2 separate regions of the Mus musculus genome follow, and region 1 is linked to region 2. A link is a contact called in ENCODE Hi-C or POLR2A ChIA-PET data. All regions are on one chromosome and are shown on one strand. The core of a region is the stretch at or near the end of the contact, and the rest is flanking DNA. Distances in the headings are between cores, read along the strand shown. Region 1 overlaps Bcl2 (B cell leukemia/lymphoma 2). Region 2 overlaps Bcl2 (B cell leukemia/lymphoma 2).

Evidence for each region. A loop is a pair of places that touch in the nucleus more often than their neighbours do. ChIA-PET counts read pairs that join two places held with the same protein, here RNA polymerase II (POLR2A).
Region 1: POLR2A ChIA-PET joins it to region 2 with 25 read pairs in Patski. The contact joins two enhancer-like sites. A Hi-C loop is called at or near these places in 2 of 37 maps with a recorded cell type or tissue (CH12.LX and T-helper 17 cell). POLR2A ChIA-PET finds 5 or more read pairs at or near these places in 2 of 5 experiments (Patski and embryonic stem cell).

The regions. Positions count from the first base shown.
Region 1 is chr1:106,628,115-106,631,680 of GRCm38, reverse strand. The region is part of intron 1 of Bcl2 (B cell leukemia/lymphoma 2); the gene reads left to right. Among named protein-coding and RNA genes, the nearest start is that of Gm37053, 15 kb to the right of the region's middle. Within about 2 kb of position 1,685, at least 2 of the 3 ENCODE cell types and tissues checked have a DNase peak (open chromatin) inside an H3K27ac peak, as active enhancers do.
Region 2 is chr1:106,581,628-106,585,079 of GRCm38, reverse strand. All of the region lies in intron 1 of Bcl2 (B cell leukemia/lymphoma 2), which reads left to right. Among named protein-coding and RNA genes, the nearest start is that of Gm37053, 32 kb to the left of the region's middle. Within about 2 kb of position 1,692, at least 1 of the 3 ENCODE cell types and tissues checked has a DNase peak (open chromatin) inside an H3K27ac peak, as active enhancers do.

The DNA of each region.
Region 1 (3,566 bases), core at 436-2,935, 47 kb before region 2:
TGTGCCTTTTCACCTAAAACCTGTTTGAGGATGTATCTCTCTTTAGTTTTCACGTAACACAGAGTTTACCTGACGCTTTCCCTCCTTCAGTTCATTTCTTGAGACAGGAAACCTATCTCCCAAGCTGACCTCAACTCACTCTGTAGTTGAGGATGACCATGAACTCTGATCCTCCTGCCTCCGAAATTCTGGGATTGCAGGTGTATAACACCATACTCAGTTTATATAATTGATCCTGAGTATCAAGTCCAAGAGTTTGTGAATGCTAGGCAACACTCTGCCAACTGAGCTCCATCCCCAGCCTCCACCGTGTGCTTTTGGAACACTTCACTAAGTTGACATGGATATAGACAGAGCATACATTCAAATTTAGGTGGTTTATTTGGTAAAGGACTTTAGAATTTCGGGTTACTTTAAAAGTGAGATAAGTAAGATTCCTTCTGTTCTGCTTCCAGTGGGATATCAAAATTGTTGGCTAAATTCCAGCTGCTCATTCTTTATATTCATAGTACCAAAGGGACCAGAGCTAATGCAATGCAGTCTTGACTTAAGATATGACTGTGAGGTATTTACCCATGCAAAGCATAATATTTTGATAGATAAAGTGAGTGCATTAGGTGAGAAAGCTACTGAAAGAAACTATCAAATACTCAACAAGGTAACAGAAGTGTTTGAAGAAGCACCAAGCCCAAGTAGTTCAAGTTCCTCCAGAGTCAGAGACCCCCCAGCCCTTAACCATCTGACCGCACTGATGGGAACTCCCTGTCTCCTTTTACCCAGAAGCAGAGACCAGTTGGGTCCAACACTTTCCCATACTCCATACCCCGGTTGCCTGTAGAGCAGAGGCTGCCCCAGATAGGATGAAAAAGAGGAGAATGTAGCAGCCCACTTTGCATAAAAAGTATTTCAGGGCATTTACTGACAAGTAGGTATACTTACTGCATACACATGTAGGGCTGTATTATATCAAAACTGTCTAAATAAACAGAGACTCCACTGTCCCCTTCAAGCCCCACAGCGTCCTTAGGAATGTATTGCTTCCTCGGTTTCCTCTGGTGTCAGTGGCAGGAAAGGCAGAAAGCATTACCTTTTAAGAAGGGAGGGAATACTGAAAGTGCCTTATTTGCAGCCTGCTACAGCAGTAACCCTGCAGACTGGCTTCCCACTCAGCCTCCCATTACCATGCCTCCCAACCCCCTCAGGACCCTATGGGAGTTGTCCCGAGTTTCTGATTTCCAGGGATCACTTTTGAAGATCCAGCAATGCTTAGGTGATATTGAATTACTGATTATCCTCTGGTTCTGTTCCCACTGGAGGCATTCTGGTCAGCCACTCATTTGTCCCATTTAAAGCACTTGGTGGCATGAACTCACTGGGTTTCTGCCCACATCACTGCATTCCTGGGATGCCATTCACAGGCCTTAGCAAGATCATCTGACAGCTGCCTGTGAGGTCAATGAACTTTATGCATAATCAAATGCTCACAGCTAGGAGAAATCCTTTCCTGCTCCATCCCTCCCTGGGCAAAGAATACACGTTAAGCTGCCCCCTTGGTTCCTTGGTGAGGAGGTGGTGGAGTCCCCAGCTACTTTTACATGATTTAATGCTGAGCAGAGAAGGAAAGTGATTGCATCCTCTACAGGGCCCCACAGAACAGTCACCACCCACACTGTTTATTCAGACTGGGATCTTGGCCATTTGGGGTTTAAGCCAGAAGAAAGGGGGGAAAGAAACCAACCCTGGAATGAACACTTTTGAAACTCTGTTGTATTCAGGATGAAGTACGGCCAAGGATCCTTTTTAAAAATCTATTTAAAATCAATTAGCGGGATCATATTCTCATTTGGAATGGATTGTTAGCAAAAGCTAATTGTCTCTGTTCTCACCCAGGTTCTGAGCTTGGGGTAGATGCACAGACATTAGAATCAACCCTCTGTTTTGCCGGAGTCTGATGCTACTACCAAACTATGTGTGGGCAGTTGGGCAACCCTGACCTTTGACCAGCTTTCCATCTGAGAACAAGGAAAGAGGTGTGAGGAAGAGAGGCTGATGTAAACAAGCCTGCTCTACATCCCAGAGCTTCCCCGGGAAGCGACTCCCCAGGAGCTTAGCCCAAACTGAAGGCAAGAGGCAGATCACAGGCCTAGGGAGGAGTCTCTGTGAGGCACCTCCTCCATCTGTCTCTAGTCAGGACTGCAAAAAATTATCGCAGACATGGGAGATTGTATCTTAGTTTCAAAGATCTCGAGAGGAGATTCCGGGACCTCCCTTGGTTACCCACCCTGCTATTTAGCAGTTCCTCCAGCCAGAAAATTCTTTCTTATTTGCAGCCTCAAATGTGCATGTGGTACTGCTTTGGGGAGAAGCTCCTGGTCCAGACCACTCCCACAGCCAGCATGTTTACTCCTCTAATGGGATGGAGCCCATTACTGGCTTCTCCTTCAAGATGGCAGGGGCTTAGACCTCCTTCTAGAACAGTCTATAGGCAACCCAAGATGGAACAGGAGAGAGGGTAGGCTAGGGGTCTGAGGGATGGCATTGATGGAGATTAAACAGGTTAATGAACACTACTTCTGGGCATCTGTGTATTTATGGAGGACTGAAGAGCAAAGTGGCAAGTCAGAGAGTGAGACTTACATACACCCTGTGTACATGGAAGATGCTGAAGTTCCTGCTGCAGATTTTAAAAGAAAAGGAAAAGGAATTCCCCACAACAACAGAGGCTAGGATTGCACTGACTCCAGGACTCTCCCCCTAGTGTTCAATGCAGGGAGCTGGGTTGGGGATGAGGCTGCTGTGCTTGCCTGGCCTTACAAGACCCTGACCTCACTCACCAGTAAACTGAGTGCACTGTATGCTGCTGCGGATTCCTCCTCCTCCTCCTCCTCCTCCTCCTCCTCCTCCTCCTCCTCCTCTTCTTCTTCTTCTTCCTCCTCCTCTACTGATTGATTTATTCTGAAAAATGCAATCAACAATTCAAATAGCAATTTACAAATCAAACACTTGAATATAACACAACTAAAATATACTGAGGAGTAATGGTAGAAAAATATTAAAAGTCTTTGCTTTCCATAATTAAACTATTAATATTTCTATAAAAGCAGACAGTATTGAGTATACAATGTGTTCTTAGCTAGTGGTCTTGAAGCTGAGGTACTTCTAACATTGCATGGTGTTGCAGCATGCCTGCTGCTGAGAACACAGGAGTTCAGAACTGAAGCTGTGGTGTGATCAAAAGAGGAACACTGCAAAAATGCTATGATTCAGTTCCCATTTGATCTTGAATTAATATTGGGTCATAGGATGTACAGAAATCATTCACTGCTGCCAATTTTTGTGACTCTCACATTCATTTATGTGAACCTCATGGGGGTCTTAACTTAGGAAAACTGGATTCTGTAGTATACCTGTAGCCATTCCTAAAGCTGTGAATTCTCTGTGGCAGAGTTAAATATATATACGTGTGTGTGTGTGTGTGTGTGTGTGTGTGTGTGTGTGTGTGTGTGTGTCTGCTAGCATGAAGCATATGTCCATACTTTATGAATAGCTTTGCTGGTCTCTTGGCT
Region 2 (3,452 bases), core at 443-2,942:
TGATGGGCCTGGGAAAGTAGGAAACACCATGGAGACTAAGCCTGGGGTGCAGTGGGCGGACAGCCCTTGCCTCCTCCTCTCTCTGAGAGGAATCAATGAGGCCACAGAGCCCCTGTAGGCTCAGAGAGCTGAAGCCCTTTATTTCCTACTTCACAAAGGGTAGAAGCATTCCTGGTGCAATTTTTGCTTAAGAGCAGGAATTCCTAGCAACACCAAGAGCTTCTCTTGATTAGGGTATTTTAACCTCTCTCTTCCCTGATCTTGACTGGGGTACCATGCTGTGATTGATTCAAAAAGCAACTTTACCAAGTGATATTTATTGTTATGCTACTAAAACTCATTTTTCATAGCCTGTCTAAGGTTCCTTAAATATCTGCTAGGGGTCTTTAGTGAATTTAGAAAGAAGGGAAGAAGAAAGGGGAATGTGCGTAAATGATAATACAGACTTCCATATGCTTACCAAACTGGGACCTGGAGCCTTTTGTAAATAAATGACTAAGATTCATCCTAGCACCATTTTGACACATGCCAAGATGCAGAAATCTCAGTGGGAAAGGGTACAGGAAAGTTAATGATTAGTCAACCAAGGCATGAGGGAAGCAATGAGCTCTAACAGCTCCTTCATGCTTCCCCTGGTGTGCTAAAACCATCCGTGTGGTTCGCTCATCTTCACAAAAGCCCTCACCAAGGAGCCAGCTGCTGTAGTGTCTCCCACCCTAGAAATGAGCTAGACTTAACCTGATGGGAACCTATTGACTTTAAGGACTACTTCTTCGACCCACCCAAGGATCTCTATGGCTATTCACAAGGAATAAAGACCCGGGACCTATGCTGATGCAGTTGGGGCCTTCTCACACACACACACACACACACACACACACACACACACACACACACACACCCGCCCCTGCTTCCCTCCTGCATCCCATCCTGTGCTTCTCCAGGCACAACACCCGTGATTAGAACTGACACAGTCTCTCCCTCTTTCCAGGAGAAAACACAGCAGGAATTTCTACTTGTTCTAGGCATATCCGGCACCAAAGAGCTGGAGCAAACAAGCTGTGATCCTGGAGGGAGCCAGACTGCCATCTGAAAGTTGTATACTCTATAGATCTGATAACCTGGGAATGCTGGGAAACCACCATACCCTGCGTGGAACACACTGCAAACTCTACTTCTACACCCGTGCCTTGGGAACTCTTGTTCCTAGTCTCTTACCCCTATGTAAGAGCCTTTGGTGGGCTCTGATAGACTCCCAAGAGTCTGTCACTCTCTCCTGCTCTCTGTGTTAAGGGCTGGAGAGGAGGCAAAACAGCCACAGTCATCCTTGCTGTGGAATCTCTACACAGAGTTTGCCGAACAGGCTCAAGAATAGAAGCAGAGAAACCAAAATATTCTTCTGCCATATTTTAATATTATTTTAAAACTGTTGGTGCTTTTCCATTTTAATTGAATCAGATCCCATGACTTTTGTGATCCCCAGATCCTCCATAAATTCTCTGCAACTGGCTGCCTCCACCCTTCCCTCCTAAAGCCCCCTCCTCTCCCTGCCTGGGAACCTGCCCTTTAAATTTGACATGGCTGGGATTTTAATCGCTCCTCAAAGGCACAGTGACAATTTCACAACAAAGCGGGGGCTGGGGGTGAGTTTTGTTTTCTGCTCTGATTAAGAGAGCAACTGTTCTCGCTTTGTCCCCCAGGGCCAACTCTTGGCACCAGACTGGGGAGATCTCGAACTTAGTGTTGCGACATCCATCAGACGCAGCGAGTCTGGGGCCCACAAAGGTGAACCGCAGCTGTTTGAATAAAACTCTAAAATCTTGTTTAGAAGATTCTCAGCCCTTCTTTTATAGTCTTTTCTTTCTGGGGCAGGAACCAGGAAGCATTACTTTCCCAGGATCTCAGGCAGGTAATTGTTTTCCCAAACTAGATTTTAATCTGATGGAAATGGACATTCTTTCTTTACTATAAGAACCTTGCCCACGCCAATCAACTGTTTGTTTCCACCTTGTACACTGAAGACTTGACTGCAGAATGCCCCCCCTCCTCCCAGGCACATTTCCAACTCCGGTTAGAATTTTAGAATTTAGCATCATTTTCATTTCTCAACAGCACTTATAGACCTTTGGTCTTTTGGCATCATGGAGCATCTTCCTGTCTTGTAGCTGGCCATGAGCAGGTAGTGGCCCATCCTCTGAGGATGACGATTGGCAGTGATTCTTATTCATTTTGTGTGTGTGTGTGTGTGTGTGTGTGTGTGTGTGTGTGTGTGTGTGTGTATGCATGTTTAGCCTGCATGTATGTTCGTTCATGCCTGGTGCCCCAGAGGCTGGAACCCCTGGGATTGGAGTTAAAAATGGTTCTGAGCTGTCATAGTTGTGCTGGGAGCTAAACAAAGGTCCAGTGCAAGTGCTGCTAACCACTGAGCCATCTTTCCTTCCAGCCCTCTCAGTTCCAGTTTCATGCAAAGCAGTGCTACTAGAGCTAGGGTCAGACACTATGTCCTGGCAGGTCAAACAAGCTAGGGTTAGCTAGTTGCCCTCAAAAATCAATGGTTTAAAAAAAGTGTTTTTCATTATTCTTCATATTGAGAAGGGAAACAAGAAATATGGTGACCCCTTAAGTCTATCATCTGGTTGTAACATTCTCATTGTCTATATAAACTTTAAATAGAAGGCAAGAAATATGAATAATGAACTAGTTCTGGTCAGTGTGGTCCCACCCATCATTGACCCATCCTTGTCTGTCCTCTCTAGTGTTTCCTACAAGGTGGTCTGATAAGTTGCCAGCCTCATATAAAAGCCTTTCCTCTTTACAGATCGGCCTCTGCCTGGCACCAGGTTTCAGACTTTTCCAACACATTCCCGGGGCAGGGGTTGGTGGGAATTCCAATCCCCTAAGATGCCTGAATGTTTCTTTAGAATGGCCTCATTCCTTCCAGGCATAGCAGTCATAGTAGCTTGAACTGTGCCTTCTTAATAGTCTCTCCCACGAGCTGGTGTGGCTCCTGGTCTCTGATTGGTTCATCACAAGGGATCTTGCTCAGCTGTTCTGTCACTAGAGCTATGCATTTAGGGAAGTGACTGATGACCAAGTGTCATTTCCTGTTGTGCGTAGCTTACAGTCCCATGCTGGCTGTCTTGATGATGCTCTTCTTGGTAAAAGCTATGGTTAAGTTGGTTCCTCAACTTGAAAATGAGAGTATACAGGAAATACATTCCCAATGATGGTGTGGAAGCTAACAGGGCCCTGACTCTGCCTCCCTGAAAGACCTTGTAGGAGACTTATCTCTTTAGCCAAAGGTTTTGTGTTTTAAAGATTCCTTCTGTTGTTTTCATTTTGTAGAGTTGAATCACACAAACTGCACAAAGGCATGGTTGTAGAGTTAGCCCTTCCCCTGGTCCTAGGAAAGTCATGTTTGAGACATTCTGCCAAAGGGGACCCAGCAACTT